Linked DNA regions of Homo sapiens: region 2 is linked to region 1. A link is an interaction called in ENCODE POLR2A ChIA-PET data of the cell type or tissue named here. Cell type or tissue: PC-3. All regions are shown on one strand. Links, peaks and the distances in the headings refer to the core of each region. The heading gives the core; the rest is flanking DNA. Region 1 has its middle 280 kb from the start of ARSJ. Region 2 overlaps CAMK2D (calcium/calmodulin dependent protein kinase II delta).

Region 1 (8,460 bases), core at 1,810-5,809:
TCATGTGGTAATATTTTTCAAGCAACTATCTTGTTCCAGTAACTTCATTAAGGTCTAAAAATACCATGATAAGTAACAGAGATATGAGTGCTACCTTCATGGGGTTTGCATTCTGATAGAAAACAGTAGATAAACATTCTCAATGTACTATGGGTAAGTGCAATGATGAGGGAGCTATGGAATACTGCAGGAACAGAGGAAGGACATTTAAACTGAAACCTAATTAATTAGTCAGGCCAAAGTTTTAAAATGTTACATATAAGTATCCTGAATAAATAATATTTAGAGCTAACTTTTTCATACTCTGTGAATTGAAAACAGGCCACAAAGGTCAACCAAATGTAAAGGTACTGAGGTTTTCTGGAGTCTCATCATCACTGTTTCTCATCAGCTACTATAACAACCACATCAATTCTGATAAATTGTTACTGTTCTTACTTTTAATGTTATTCTTTATTGTCTCTACTCACAACTAGGGTAAAAAAAATTTTTTTTTGACAGATGTCCCTCATTAACATCAATTATGCAGACCAATGGAATTAATCCCAAAGAATTGGAGTGCTAAAAAGCCATTCACTATCTATTTTCTTGTAATCTCTTCTTGAGCATAATAAACAGAACGAACTTATTGGACTGTCTGCTTTGCAAATGTCTGTTCAGATTATTTATCTTCTCTCTGATGGCCTAAAGCAGGACACAGGCCACTGACTACTCCCTTGCTCTCTCTTTAGCTGGAGAGTTTATCTCAGGTCTTCCAATGAAGGCTTGCTCTCTAAAAGGGCTGAGCACACTGTTATGTTATGTCAGAAGACTTTTTGTGATCTTGCCATTACCCGAGAACCTATATCTCTCCCTTACCCTGAAATGGGTAGGCACGTTAAGACTCTCTACCCACTGTAATCCTTGGCAATGTGCAGCAAACTCTCCTGTTGCCTAGGACACCTGAGCTAGTCTTCTATACAGAATGTACATGCAAAATGTAAGAAAAGAATTCACCCTTACTGAGGACTATAACACTGCAATGACCGAGAATATACAAACTCTGCCTGGCTAAGAAATTGAAAATAAGAACTAATATGCCATATTCAGAAATTTTTAATAAGACTCAGAGGACAATTTCAAGAATAGATAGTATAGATCTATGGTTGAATATGCTAAGAAAACAAACAAGAAAGAAATGTATAAAATATGCTAAAAATGCAACTATGCATATGAATTTCCAGATATAGGATTAGAAACAATGACTGAAAGCTGATTTGTCTGATTTAATTAATTCAATAACTTTGGGGTTTATTTGGTCACCTACTTGTAATTAATTGAGCTTGTGATTCCTAGTCAGAAAAGAAAAATAGCAATTAGTATTATGTTTCATTTTTTCTTCTTAAGAAACAAGATCTTGTTCTGTCGCCCAGGCTGGAGTGCAGTGACATGATTATAGCTCACTATAAACTTGAATTCCTGGGCTCAAGCAATCATCCCACTTCAGCTTCCAGAGTAGTTAGAAATACAGGCAGGCACCAACACACCTGGCTAATTTCTAATTTTTTTTTTGTAGAAATAGGACTTCTCTATGTCGCCAGTGCTCATTTCGACCTCCTGGCCTCAATTAATCCTCTTGCTTTGGCTTCCCAAAGTGCAGAGATTACAGTTATGCTTTAATCAATTGGAACAAATATAATAATTGATATAATGAATAGAACTAGCTCTATGTAAAAATACATGGATATAATACATCTAAATAAAAAATACCAGTTGATAACCAAATTCACTGTCATAAATTTAATAACAAAATGGTTGAGAAAATTAGGATATCATCCTCTAAAGTTACACAGGTTAGGCCATCCCTCAACTTGGAAAAAAAACCTAGATTATGCAGAGTTAAATAACCACTGCAAAGGAGAATTCTGTTTAGAGGCATGCAGTTTCACCAGCTGTGGTAAGTTTTTGTGCCTTTTTGGACCATTGTCTAGAAAGCCTGTTATAGATTGCCAAAGGTGATGTTCTATCTGAGGAAAATTTGCTCTCAGAAGTTCTAAGACCCTTATTATTGCCAACAAGGATCCTTGTGTAAGGACCTAGACTGTCATTTGCAACTGGGTTATAAAAATTGTTGTGTCCACAAACAAATGGGGGAACATCCATGCTCATGGATAGGAAGAATCAGTATTGTGAAAATGGCCATACTACCCAAGGTAATGTATAGATTCAATGCTATCCCCATCAAGCTACCACTGAATTTTTTCACAGAATTGGAAAAAACTACTTTAAATTTCATATGGAACCAAAAAAGAGCCTACACAGCCAAGACAATGCTAAATAAAAAGAACAAAGCTCAAAGCATCATGCTACCTGACTCCAAACTACACTACAAGGCTACAGTAACCAAAACAGCATGGTACTGGTACCAAAACAGATATATAGACCAACAGAACAGAACAGAGGCCTCAGAAATAAGACCACACATCTACAACCATCTGATCTTTGACAAACCTGACAAAAACAAGCAATGGGGAAAGGATTCCCTATTTAATAAGTGGTGCTGGGAAAACTGGCTAGCATATGTAGAAAGCTAAAACTGGATCCCTTCCTTATACCTTATACAAAAATTAACTCAAGATGGATTAAAGACTTAAATTTAAGACATAAAACCATAAAAATCCTAGAAGAAAACCTAAACAATACCATTCAGGACATAGGCATGGGCAAAGACTTCATGACTAAAACACCAAAAGCAATGGCAACAAAAGCCAAAATTGACAAATGGGATCTAATTAAACTAAAGAGCTTCTGCACAGCAAATGAAACTGTCATCAGAGTGAACAGGCAACCTACAGAATGGGAGAAAATTTTTGCAATCTATCCATCTAGCAAAGGGCTAATATCCAGAATCTACAAAGAACTTAAAGAAATTCACAAGAAAAAAAAACAACCCCATCAAAAAGTGGATAAAGGATATGAACAGACACTTCTCAAAAGAAGACATTTATGCAGCCAACAGACATACAAAAAAATGCTCATCATCACTGGTCATCAGAGAAATGCAAATAAAAACCACAATGAGATGCCATCTCACGCCAGTTAGAATGGTGATCATTAAAAAGTCAGGAAACAACAGATGCTGGAGAGGATGTGGAGAAATAGGAATGCTTTTACACTGTTGGTGGGAGTGTAAATTAGTTCAACCATTGTGGAAGACAGTGTGGCAATTCCTCAAGGATCTGGAACTAGAAATACCATTTGACCCAGCATTTCCATTACTGGGTATATACCCAAAGGATTATAAATCATGCTACTATAAAGACATACACACAGGTACTTTATTGAGGCACTATTCACAATAGCAAAGACTTTGAACCAACCCAAATGTCCATCAATAATAGACTGGATTAAGAAAACGTGGCATATATACACCATGGAATACTATGCAGCCATAAAAAAGGATGAGTTCATGTCCTTTGCAGGGACATGGATGAAACTGGAAACCATCATTCTCAGCAAACTAACACAGGAACAGAAAACCAAACACTGCATGTTCTCACTCATTAGTGGGAGTTGAACAATGAGAACACATTGTCACAGGGAGAGGAACATCACACACTGGGGCCTGTTGGGGGCTGGGGTGCTGGGAGAGGGATAGCATTAGGAGAAATATCTAATGTAAATGATGAGTTGATGGGTGCAGCAAATCACCGTGGCACATGTATACCTATGTAACAAACCTGTACATTGTGCACATGTACCTTTGAACTTAGAGTTTAATAATAAAAAAAAAATTGTGTCCAATTTTATATTATTAAATAATTTTGGATAAATGATGACTATATGTAACATACATGCAAGTGGCTCCTCCACTATCCCAACCTCTTATGTCCCCCACCCCAGCTGGAAGAGAACAAATATATTGATGTTTGTGTTTGTTGCTTTCTTTCTATCTGTTGAAATTCTCTTAATGATATATTTAGTTTTGCTTGTGCTTTAGCTTCACAAAAATATCATACTATATATGTAGTTTTTACAATTCACATTTTCTTTTCAAAAGTATGCCTAAGATTCATCCATTTTATTGCATGTAAGTCTAATTCATTCACTTTCATTGCTATGTGACGTTCAGCTTTGTGAATATATTACAGCTTATCATGGATACTGGTGCTGCTTTCAGTATTTTTTTCTGCAGTGAACAATGATACTGAGAGGATTTCTTTTGCTTTGTATTTGTCTTTCAAAATATATTTGCAGGAATTTCTCCAGCATGTGTATTGAGGAGTTGAACTGATGAGTCACAGGGTATGTGAATGTTCATGCATTCATGCACGAGATAACATTAAATTGTTATTCCAAAGTGGTTGTATCATTTTACATTCCCATATCAGTGTAAAAGAGATCCTATTGACCTACAAACTCTAAAGCTCAGGATTGCCAAAGTAATTTTTTACTTTGTAATACATATAAATTATTTTGGTAGTACATATAAAACATTTCAATAGTAATTTACATTTCCCTGATTATTAAAATTGAAAACCTTTTCACATATTTATCATGTTGTCTTTTCCTTTTGTGGAATATCTATTCATGTCTTTTGCTTATCTTTCAATTGAATGTCTGTGTCTCCTTTCGAACTTATTTCAACAATTTCTTTATATATTCTGGTTTATGACTCTTCAGCTAGTTATATGTGTTAAAAATATTTGGCCTCATTTTGTAGCTTATTATTTTATTATCTTTTTTGTTGGACAGGTATATCTTTTATTAAATAGAATTTGTTAATTTTAATATAAGTGAATTTATTAAAAATGTTAATGATCAGTGATTGTTGTGTTCCCCTAGAAAATCCTTTCTTGTGCAGAGTAAATAACAAAAAGATTTCTTTCTTATATTTTAACATGGTTAAAGTTTTGTCTTTCATATTTAAGCCTTTAATCTATCTGGAACTAATTTTTATATTTGTTGTGATGTTGAGATTTAATTACTTTTTTTTTCCTTCTGGTTAACTATTCCTCTCAGCACAGTGTATTGAATATTCTCTCCTCACTCTACAGTGTATCTTTAATCATATACTATATTCATATATATGTGGACCTTTTCCTGGGTTTCTTCTTGGTCAAGAAAGTACTTCTGATCTGTTTAAGACTTGACTTTGTAGTCTTCACTTGAGCACAGTATTGCCTGTCTTATTCCACTTTCCTGTCTACGTTGTCCAAAGCTTAACTTAGTAAGAATACTGGAATTTTCAATAATGTTTTTTAATAAAGAGAAAAAAAACCTCCTCATCTTGACTATTTTTCTTCTGCTATATTATTTTTGTTTCTATGTGCTTTTGTACATTTTCCTACAAATGTTGAAAATTCACAAAGTACACTTTTCTCTTATGAAAACATGCTTCAGTAACACCTGCAAAAACTAATGCCAAAACAAAAACAGATACTGTGCTCTTTGCTTAGCACTGCTGATGAATGCCTCATGCTTCTTAAATAGGAGCACTTGTAGACCTCTCTTTGGATTTAGGCAAAAAAAGAACTTATTTTGTACGTTATGTTTCCTAGGAGAGTCCCAATTATTAAGCAATTCTTAATTATATGATGGTTTTTTATCTCCTAACATAAATATTTCTCTGGATGTGGCAGCTGGAATATAAAGTAAGTTGTGGGAATTTAATTGGTTTTGGAAAATATTGGTACAGATTAACTATTGACTAATAAGGACCTCCCAGCTTAAATATTGACTAACAGAACCTCTAGTCTCTGACAATATTTTGAGGTTGTAGTTTTACTAAGGAATGTGGTCTGGTAAAGATTTTTTTTATTTAGACAATTGTCTATTGTTCACCTTCCTAACTTCTTTTCAATGCTTCTTTGAAAACATAGAAAATAGCACTGTAAGTATCTAACATAAATAAAGCATTTATAAGCAAACATTGGATCTAGATATTCAAGTGTGAACAGGTTGAAGAATGTGTTTTGGTTGGCATGATCCTTAGTTCTCCGGGACTTTGTAACTTTATGAGTGCTTACTAATATTTCTCTACTTCTAAATAAGCTAGGGAAGGTTTCTTGGACAAGACTTAGCATGATTCAAGCTATGAGTGCATAAAGAACATTTGAAACCAAAGGACCACAAATTAGATTTTATGTGAAGAGATCTACACACTAAAATGACTGTACCTTCTCTTGCTTTTGCTGTGCCATTCCTTTCCTGTCATTGGAGTTCAAGATAGATCTCTAGAGCGTCCTGATTTAACTTACCCACCACATTATACTGTTTACCCAGCTATTCATCTCAACTTACTTTTGAAATTGCGTTCCATAATTGAAATGTTATTTGACTATATAATTACCAAGTGTCTAGTGTCAGGAGTTTCATAAATTATGCAACATGTGTTCCCTAGCTGCATTATTCTATAATCTGTGGGTTTTCCAGTTCTTTTATGTTGAATGTCATGTCATAACTCATATACATATATAACTCTGACGTGTTGGTTTTACCAACCACTCAGTGCATTAAAAAAATAATAATAAAAGGCTTTGTTTCTGCTACAATAATATTTTTAAATCTGATAAATAGATTACTTCTTGAATAAATTCAAAATTAAAAATCTGTAAAGGAGAATTTCACTAAGATAAGGAAAGGGCTAAATATTGCTAAGAGTCAGAAGTAAATTTAATTAAAATGAAGAACTAGACTTGTAAATAATGAAAAATTTGCCAACCTTCCAGCCACACTTAGTAAACAACTCTTGATTCATCCACTTATTATGAATTTTTACACAATCATCATGAACTTTTGAAAATTATGTAATTTATGACACTGCCACTAAAATCTATGTTTAAAGAAATCATAAAATAACATTTAAACAAGTAATATAAGTTAAATAAAAAATTGATACACAACTATGTGCATGTGTATAGACAGATTTAAATTATGTAGAGAAAAACATACTGTATATAGAAAAATAACTGAAAGAAAATAACAAAAGTTATCAGGAGTTCTCATGGTTGATGTATCTATATTTATTATTTTTATTTTCTAAATTTTCTTTAATATATAATATAGATAATATAACATATGCTGTAATATATTATTTTTTTTTGAGGCAGTGTCTCACTCTGTTGCCCATGCTGGAGTGCAGTGGTACTATCAGGGCTCACTGCAGCTTTGATCTACCACGCTCAAGTGACCCTCCTATCTCAGCTTCCTAAGTAGCTGGGTCTACAGGTGTATGCCACAATACCAGACTAATTTAAAAAATTTTTTTGTAGATGGGCTCTCTCTATGTTGCCCAGACTGGTCTCACACTCCTGGGCTCAAGTGATCCTCCCATCTGGGCCTCACAAAGTGCTGCGATCAAAGGAAGGAGCCACCACATCTGGCTCTGTAATATATATTACAGTATTTATAATATGTATATATTAGTACATGTATATATTTATATTTATATAGTCAAATAAAAAATCTATTCATTGTGACAAATTATTTCTAAATTACCTAATGTGACTTTTCATTATTATTATTCAAAGTGATAGTACCTCATTAAATGTGAATGAAAATTATTATTGAACAAAAGTAATTTAGATAACATAGGGCTGCACAAAAGATAATTTGATGAGTGTGGAATAAGGTAAAAAAAGGTATTGATAATTATACAATATTAATTTGGTCTTGGTTTAAAAAGTCTGGAAATGTTAAAAAATACCAAAAAATACATTGAAATAAATAATTTTATTGTCAACATAATGCATTAAACTGAATAATACTGAAAATGTGGAATCAAGGCTGAAATGATTTAGGTAAATTGAATAAATAATTCTGAAATTTTTAAAACACGCAAAATACAAATATACAAAAATACAAATATACAAATACAAAATACAAATATACAAAATACAAAAATTCCCAAAAGATAAAAGTCATCCATTATATAGAAAATGTTATATGTTTTACCAAAATAAATTTTTCAAATAGTTCCTTAGGTGAATTAAGCATTAAGCAGATTTGTGTTTGATTAGATAGATTTACTTGTATTGATCTAGAGCCCAATTTGAGCCAGATTTTAAAGGGCTGACTGGGTTTTAAATAGGATGTTAGTGAAGAGAAAATTCAACAAAAAAAGAGAGCATAGTGTATGTTCAAGGAGTGGGGCACTGCTAACAGGCTGAAGGATCTATTATGTGTGGATCAGTTAGTGGGAGGAAATGCATGTAGAATCCAAAGGGTTAGGAGCTGGAAATACCACTGTATAAATCTCCAAAGTGAATTTTTCTCCATGGATGTAAAGGGTACAATATTTATCTATTTACACCATTTGGATCATACAATTCCTTGGGTATGATAGGCATTTATTATTGAGCACTTTAATGGGATACTAGACATTCTACACTGTGAACAGTGAGCAAAAACAGAAGAAAAAGGTGCCTTTGTAAAGACTTCATGTGCTATAGTAAATGTAATTTCAATCATAGTGAAAAT
Region 2 (8,460 bases), core at 1,965-5,964, 620 kb before region 1:
GGTGGAGGTTGCGGTGAGTCAAGATCATGCCACTGCACTCCAGCCTGGGCAACAAGAGCGAAACTCAGTCTAAAAAAATTTAAAAATAATAAAAAATAATAAACAATAAATAAATAAAACAAGCAAACAAAAAATTAAAAAGTGGTAGATTCCTAGAGCCCGCTCCAGATCAATTTGTAATGCTGAAGCTCAAGAATCTGCCATTTTATCAAGGGAATCTAACATATAAGAATGCTTCAGAACCACCCTCTAAAAGTCAAACTCACCCCAAATGTATTTTGCCAGTTACTGTGCTCCAAAAACAGGAAACAAGATTAGTTTTCAGACTTCCCTGGATATAGGAATTATTTATTATGATTTCCATTCAGGATGGGCTCTGCAGAGTCATTTCTATCTCAAGGAAGCTATAAGTTATAATCTTAGTAAAGTGAAAAATTGAGGGACAGGTAGGAGGATTCCAGAACTACTCCCTTCCAGGGTTGGAGAAAATCAAGGCATATCTGAACACTACCAGAATGTCCACTCACCTCCATTCCCTGTCTCCCACATTCCTCACACATACAAGTGTCATCAGAAGTGGACAGATGGACATGCTAAGGCTGAATTAAACCCAAACTGATACCAACTTAGCAGCGGAGTGAAGCTATTTATCCCTCCTCCCTTTTTTGGGCAACAATAGCCATCTAGGCTAAAGGCTTATTTTCTTTTCCATAAAGAGATGGCAAAAGCATACTTCTCCTCTGATAAGGCTGTCTGTGGAAGCTGGTTAGAACAAGGGACATTCTTTTTTTCTTTTTCTTTTTTTTTTTTCAAGATGGAGTCGCGCTCTGCTAGAAAGGCACCAACTGCCCACCAGGGCAAGGGCAAAGCCTTCATGATCCAAAGCCTCCCATTAGGCCCCCTCTCATACAGTTTCTACCCTACACCTTGCTGCACTGGAAATTATGGTTGCAATAAGAGTTTGGGCAGGGTCAAGTTACATCCAAACCATAGCAGAGACCATGCTAAACTATATCTATAAAATAAAAGAAAGATACTACAATTTAAAATGAAAAGCTAGAAAAAGGGAACATCTGAACAGTATTACCAAATCATTTACAAATAGATATGTAACAAAAGAAGAGCAGAAACTATCTGTGTCCTATAAATCAAGATTAGAAATTAAACAATCAAAATACCAAATGTTTTAATCCACAAAACTGAAAGTCTTTCCTGGAAGACAAGTGACATTACATTTCTTCAATCTATATTCATTCAAATATATGCTAAAAGTATTATATTTCAATAGAAAGGGATAATTCTGTCTTCCAAGATATAAGATACAAACATGATAAAAAAGTTTTTAAAAAAAGTCCAACAAGGGCAGAAGCACTAGTGTAGAGAGTTGGGAGGATAAAAGGGCAAAGCCAGAGGCAAGTATGATAGGTTCAGATCAGAAACAGGGCTGTCTATGAAGTCATACCTGGGTGCTCATGCACCCAAATTTAAAGTGTGTAGAACAAATAGTCCAGGGCCCAATAAAAGCAAGTCAAAAAACAAGAGCTAAGCCAGCTGTATCAATCACCAGTCATAAGAACAGGGTCCGGACTGTGTTCATCATTTTTGGAGGTCAGGGAATTCTGATAAGCTGCTGACAGAAAGTAAGAATTGTTCTCTATTTTGGCAGCTCACAGTCTACATCTATGTACAAAAGTAAGTGAATGAGAGTAGGTCAGTATCTCCCACGCTTAGCAGCGGAAACCATCAGACTTTCCTCCCACCGACCATCTTGATAATCTGCTGGATTTGGCTCTTTGCCTTGATTCCAAGTGCTTATTTCCCTTTCCAGGGGAAATTTAAATTATATCTGATAAGGGCCAACAAGTTCAGAGTTGTATCACCCTCTCTGAGTAATATCAGACTACTCCTCAGTGTCATGTTAAACTCAAATTAAACTGGACAGAGTATTTATGGGGACCCAGGCCAGCTTTACAAGTGAAAAATAGGCCCAAAGAATAAAGTAATTCTCTTCATGAGATATTTGCAAATCAAGGTGAATACAATATGCTTTTCTGTACTCTGAAAAATGGTCTTATATTACATCAAATTATGTCATTCTAGTTTATACCTATTATTGTCAGAAGAAGTTTGTGTAATTAAGAAAGGCAAGCTCACAACTGAAGTGATTCTAACTTTGACTTCATAAGACGTGCAGACCCTGGTATACTCAGGGTGTTTTGAGAAAGATGGGGAAACAGATGGGTTCAAAAAGAAAAAGACCTCAATAAAATCAGAAGAAACAGAAAAAATAATATCTTGTCAGATTCTTGGCTTAGATGGTTACAAATCTGCCAAATGAAGACAAAGCTGACCTATATCATAAATGGGACAAAAGTTTAAAAGTAAGAGCAAAAGTCAGGAGTCAAAATTATTCTAGAAGCAGCACTTGTGTGTAAATTCAAAGGTAATCTGAAATAGATCATCAGTTCCCAAGGAAAATGAATAAAGGGAAGCCTTGAGTAGTCTCAGCTTAAGTCTAAAATTCATAGGTTACCTAGGTGTGGTGGTTGGCAGATGAAGGCACCAAGAGGTAGGCAGCTATTATCCAGAGCTTTATCATGAGGCAAGAAATCTAGTCAATGGGCAACCGAGAAGGTAGGTAACAATAAGACCAACAGCAAGACTGAAACAAAACCAAGCAACAGGTGTAAGGCTTTTTGTATCACATTAGACCTAGAATTGAGAGCTGAGCTAAACCAGAAATCAGAGTTGAAATGACACTATCTTCCAGAATTAGAGAAACTCAGAAGTGGGAAGCAAAGCAGATCATCACTGCACCCAGATATTTTAGCTTCTCCCTTCTAGGATTCAGAATCTACAAAGTGGCCGGGAGACACAAATAAAGCTATTTGTCAGATCCAAGAAAAAAAAGCATTAGGGAGTTCAGCAGACCTCCAAGGTCCAAGTAATCCACAAAGATGAAGTCATCTCACTGTAGAGCAGGGGTCAGGAAACTATAGCTCAATTGCCAAATTCAGCTCACCACCTATTTTTGAACAGCCTGTACTGAGAATTTTTTGTTGTTGTTGTTGTTTTTTGTTTTTGTTTTTGTTTTTTGAGACGGACTCTCGCTCTGTCGCCCAGGCTGGAGTGAAGCGGCACAATCTCGGCTCACTACAAGCTCCACCTCCCGGGTTCACGCCATTCTCCTGCCTTAGCCTCCTGAGTAGCTGGGACTACAGGCGCCCGCCACCACGCCCAGCTAATTTTTTGCATTTTTAGTAGAGACAGGGTTTCACCATGTTAGCCAGGATGGTCTCGATCTCCTGACCTCATGATCCGCCCGCCTCAGCCTCCAAAAGTGCTGGGATTTTAGGCATGAGCCACCATGCCCGGCCTGAATGTTTTTTACATCTTGAGATGGATTAAATGAAATTCAGATTTTAGTGTCCATAAGTAAAGGTTTATTGGAACATAGCCATACCTATTCATTTATGAAGTTTCTGTGGCTGTTTTTGTGCTACAATGACAAAGAGGTAGCACTGCCAGCACAGCCCAAAATATTTACTATTGGGTGCTTTACAGAAAAGTTTGTCAATCCTTGTTCCAGGACAGAGCTCCCAAGTGACAGTGAGAGATAACCAACCTTTCTCTTTCTTTCCTGACTACTGTAGTTTGATAACTTCATTTGAAAAGCAGCTTTTTGCTTGGAAGGGTAGAGTAGTCAAATAAAGGGCTACCCTAGAATAAGGTTTATCCAACCTTATCTGAAAGGCTAGGTAATCCAGCAAGGAGAAAAAAAAAAATCCATGACATTTATTGATAGTGCTGTTCTGCTTTCTGGAGTATCATCAAAATGCTCCCGAGGAAGGTAAGGAAGCAGCTAGCAGTTTTAGGTGTCTGCCACATAAAAGAGACCATGAGCCCCTCACACTCCTGACAAAGATGATTCAAATGCTGCAGGGTGTATGAGAAACACATCAAAGATCACCAAAAGGGTCTGGGCCAAGATTCCAGCCAGCAGAATAGGAATTTCAGAATACGATAAGGAGATGTTAAGGAAGGTCAGGCAGTAAAAAGAGGTTTGCTGACTCATGTGGTTTGTTGACTTAGCAAGTCAGGGAGAAGTCAATTGTTTGCTCTCCTGTTTTACAGTCTTTAGGTGTGGGCCAGCCCAGGGCCATTGATAGTCATTTTAGCCAGAAGGAAAGCAAAAGCCTGCAGATGAACTTAAACAAAACAGCTGTGCCATAAGTTAAAATTTATGCTTTTCTCTTAATAGAAGTGTTTGTTCCTCTTCAGATAATCTAAACTTGAACTTAAAAAAAATATATGTACCCACACGTTGTTTAACTCCTATAGCATGTATTTATTGAGCGCAGACTCTACGGCAGGTGCTTTTTTAGGTACAATAATAAACAAGAAAAGTCCATGCCCTCATGAAGTTTTACATACTACTGGGTAGAAAACAATCAAATCAACAAGTAAATATACAAAATCTTGTTAAGTGCATCAGAGATAAAGCAAGAAGGATGCTAGGGAGTGCTGGGTGGGGCATGGGGGAGGAAGGCTGCTCTTTCACACACAGCTGTCAGGGCAGGCCTCCACTTTGGATGAGCAAAGGCCTGCAGGAAGTGAGCCAGCATGCCTCCTTGCTGTATCCTCAGAAAGAACTCCAGGCAAAGGCCCAGCAGGAGGATATCAGGAACAGGTGAAGAAATGCAAGGAGCCCAGAGGGGTTGGAGCAGAGCAACTGAGGGGGAGAGAAGCTAAGATCAGAAGAACAATAAGCTAAGAAGGGAGAGAGGGTGTTCATTGTGGAAGGCCTTGCAAGCCTTGCATGCCATCCCCTCGTTCTCTGAGTGCAGTGGGAAGCCACTGATTAGTTTCCGAGGAGAGGAAAGACATGGTCAGACTTGCAGTAGCCAGAGTAATCCTGTTAAAATTAAATCGGATATTGTCACTTCACCATTTAAACATTAAAACCTTCCCAAATGAAAAACAAATAACTGCATCATAAACCTCCAACCTATTTATTATCTCAAAAAATAATGTTTTCTAGTTTACCGAAAAACCTCATGATAGCCTTACATAATTTTTTAAAAAATTTCACTGGAAGGTGTTTTGCAGTTGTTACACCATAGTAACACATCACTGATTCAGATTAATTGGGGAAAAGACCCGTCAAAATTAGTTAAAAGACTAAATTATTCTATTATATTTAAATAGCTTTCATTACCTTTTTGTGTGTGAAGGAATCAGGATTGCCAAGGTTGCCTAATAAAATCTGTTCTGATGAATAGATTTATAAGGATTGTAATTAGCATATGTCAGCATCAGACTATGCTACCTTGGCTCTGCTTACCGTACAATTTCTATGCTTCAATTTAATTAGATACAATATAAATTGTTTCAAAAGCAGTTTATTTTCTTTAATAGATTTGTCCTTTACTTAAGAAGATGCACTGCCTACTTTTTTTATGAAAAAGAAAATTGCATGGCCCCAGAAGTAAATCAAATAATGCTGGCTATTTATCTTTTTGTTGTAATTGTAACTCTTACTTTAAATCACTGAGTTCCTCAATATTAGTACTATGGCATTTTGGAGCAGATAATTCATTATTGTGAAGGGCTCTTCTGTGCATTGTAGGATGCTTAGCAGCCTCCACCCAAGAGATGCCAGAATGGCACCCACAACTGTGACAGTCAAAAATGTTTCTACACATTGTCAAATGTCTCCGGAAGGAAGAGAGAGTAGAGGGGGCAAAATCATCCCAGGTTGAAAACTGTTACCTTAAATGAATGATCCTCTGTCTTTCTGTGGGGGAAAAATGGTTCCATCTCTTTTCTCTCATCCATATTATGAATATATTCTTAGAAAATGACCAGAAGATGTAATTTAATTTTGAATGGCAGATTTATATAAGAAATATCAAAAGAAAAGGTCACTGGAATAATCAACACATATGAGAATAACATTTGAAAACCATGTTTTATCAGAGTTCTCTTAGAGAGTTCCTAACAAATAAGCTTAAATGCACATTTGGCACTACAACTTTTAAATGAGAAATTATTTGGGAGAAGGAGATTGGCAGAAGGAAATAATGACCTTCAAAATAGTAACTCATTATAGCTTTAACAAAATTAAGACTGTAGTTAAAATTTATAGTCTTCCTACTTTTCTAAGAGTATAAATTGATATAACCCTATTTAAAATTGGGGTAGTTGGATTATTATTGTAAAAAGAAGCCTATACTGCATTTTTGTACATCTCAAAATATTTTGTTCCCAAATATAATTTCCTTTTATTCATCTAGAATAAAAATTTAGCTGTTTTATATATTAAATGTTTTAAAATATATTCAGAATGAAAGTAATCTAAGAAAATGGCTGTTGTTATTGCTCCTTAAAAGAAGTCAAATTTTTACAAATAAGCATTTTCATCATTCTGTCTATGGCCCCCTTGGTAATATACTGTTGGGCACGTTCATATGCTCTCACTATCCCATACATGTAGATGACTCAAAACATATATTCATACTCTCTACAGCTCTATGTGGTATCCCACATGCAAGTCTGATGGGATATACACAAATGAAAGTAGTTGAGCCAACAAAAGATACATGTTTGGGAAAGGCACAAGGGACCGGTAAGAAGTGAGCTTTACTTTAGTGGACAGAATGGGGGGAAAAAGCACCCTAGAAATAAGTGCTCAACCACAGTTAGGTGGTGATGGAGTTGCTACAGACGTTATGTTGCTTTTTCAGCAGATACTTTGAGCACCCAACTTGACTGCTCTTGACTCAGCAGCATTCAGTCTTAGTCTAAGAAAGATGATCACAGTCACAGCCAAATATTTCCATCCTGAAGAGGATGCTCACATGGTAAGAAGCTTATATCTTCTGCCAAAAAGTGAAAGATCAGGGGTTTGGGTAGTGGCATTTGCGACTTCTAGTCTTCCTTTTTTGTCCATGTTCCCCCATAATGGAAATGTTCCAATCCTTAAAAAAATAATGTTTTCAAATCAGTGAAATTTCTAATTTCTCCCAATGTTTTTTCCTCCTTTGTTGCCTATTGTCAGTTAAAGGGATCAACATCTCTCTAGTCACGCAAACTAGAAACCTCAAAGAAACCTCTTAGCCCATCTGCCACAAGTTAATTGTTGCTCAAGATCTGATTCCACAGCAACATCTTTGGTAGCTTTGCCCTCCTTGCCATCCCTGATCCCATTGCTATGGTTGAGGAACTCATCATGCCTTACACCTACATTCACTCCAGAGACTTTCAGATGCTCTTTCAACACCAATTTTTCCTGACACCACATAATTATGCTTATTACTACTAAATCTGTCCTAAAAAACTGATATAATCATGAGTCGACTAAATAAATCTTAATTAATTCTTTATTTTCTCCAGATTAAAAATCAAATTCCTTCCCAGACTCTCCATTATTATTCTCAATCAACTTTTATTTCTGACACACATATATAATAACGCCAATCATTACAGGTTTTCAGTCATTCAAGTGCGACAAAGACTTTTAACTCTATTTTTTCTTTTGTGGGCCTGTCTTTCTATAATGCTCTTCAGTCCAATCCCTACAACTTTATGGCAAAATTCTGTTCACCATCCAATATATTTCAGTTAAGATTCTTAGCTTGTATGTTAGTGCTCCCATGGCACCTTATTAGTAGTTTCATTATAGTATATAATCACACTATATTTCAGTTGCATACATAATTATTTGTCCTTTAAAATTGTGAACTCTTTTTGGTCAAGGAATATGTCTCATTCATCTTTGTAGTCTACCAGTACTTTAGCTACAACAGAGTTAGCGCTATTCAACTCAATCAAGCTTAACCATTAGAAATGGAAGACAACTGGCCAGGCGTGGTGGCTCATGCCTGTAATCCCAGTACTTTGGGAGGCCGAGGTGGGCAGATCACCTGAGATCAGGAGTTTGAGACCAGCCTGGCCAACATGGCGAAACCCTGTCCCTACTAAAAATACAAAAATTAGCTGTGTGTGGTGGCACGTGCCTGTAATCCCAGCTACTCGGGAGGCTGAGGCAGGAGAATAGCTTGAATGAACCCAGGAGGCAGAGGTTGCAGTGAGCCAAGATCGTGCCACTGCCCTCCAGCCAGAGTGACAGAGTGAGACTTCAACTCAAACAAAGAAATAGGAGACAACTTCCAAATTATGTATAGTTTTATTTTTCTTATCTTTCATTTTACCTTTCCCCAGATTAATATAATTTCCTTTAATTCCAATATCAAATGTGGACATAAAACTAATCTAATGATTGTTTAAGAAATTAGACGGCTGGGTGTGGTGGCTCATGCCTGTAATCCCAGCACTTTGGGAGGCTGAGGTGGGTGGATCACGAGGTCAGGAGTTCGAGACCAGCCTGGCCAACATGGTGAAACCCCATCTCTACTAAAAATACAAAAATAGCCAGGCATGGTGGTGCATGCCTGTAAT

The links. Peaks named below come from ENCODE experiments on the same cell type or tissue, not always from the same donor. Only the 100,000 strongest peaks of a DNase experiment are listed, where the experiment ranks them.
Region 2: POLR2A ChIA-PET joins it to region 1 with 5 read pairs; 1 of 35 experiments calls an interaction of 5 or more read pairs at or near these places.

What each region holds. Positions count from the first base shown.
Region 1 is chr4:114,259,184-114,267,643 of GRCh38, forward strand. No RefSeq gene overlaps it. Among named protein-coding and RNA genes, the nearest start is that of ARSJ, 280 kb to the left of the region's middle. In PC-3, for the core only: no CTCF peak of the experiment used is centred there; no DNase peak of the experiment used is centred there; H3K27ac peaks cover 497 bases.
Region 2 is chr4:113,641,939-113,650,398 of GRCh38, forward strand. All of the region lies in intron 3 of CAMK2D (calcium/calmodulin dependent protein kinase II delta), which reads right to left. Among named protein-coding and RNA genes, the nearest start is that of CAMK2D, 120 kb to the right of the region's middle. RefSeq lists a silencer at 1,615-1,909, enhancers at 3,754-4,258, 4,015-4,159 and a cis regulatory region at 4,082-4,093. In PC-3, for the core only: no CTCF peak of the experiment used is centred there; DNase peaks (open chromatin) are centred at 4,073 and 4,623; H3K4me3 peaks cover 705 bases; H3K27ac peaks cover 1,564 bases.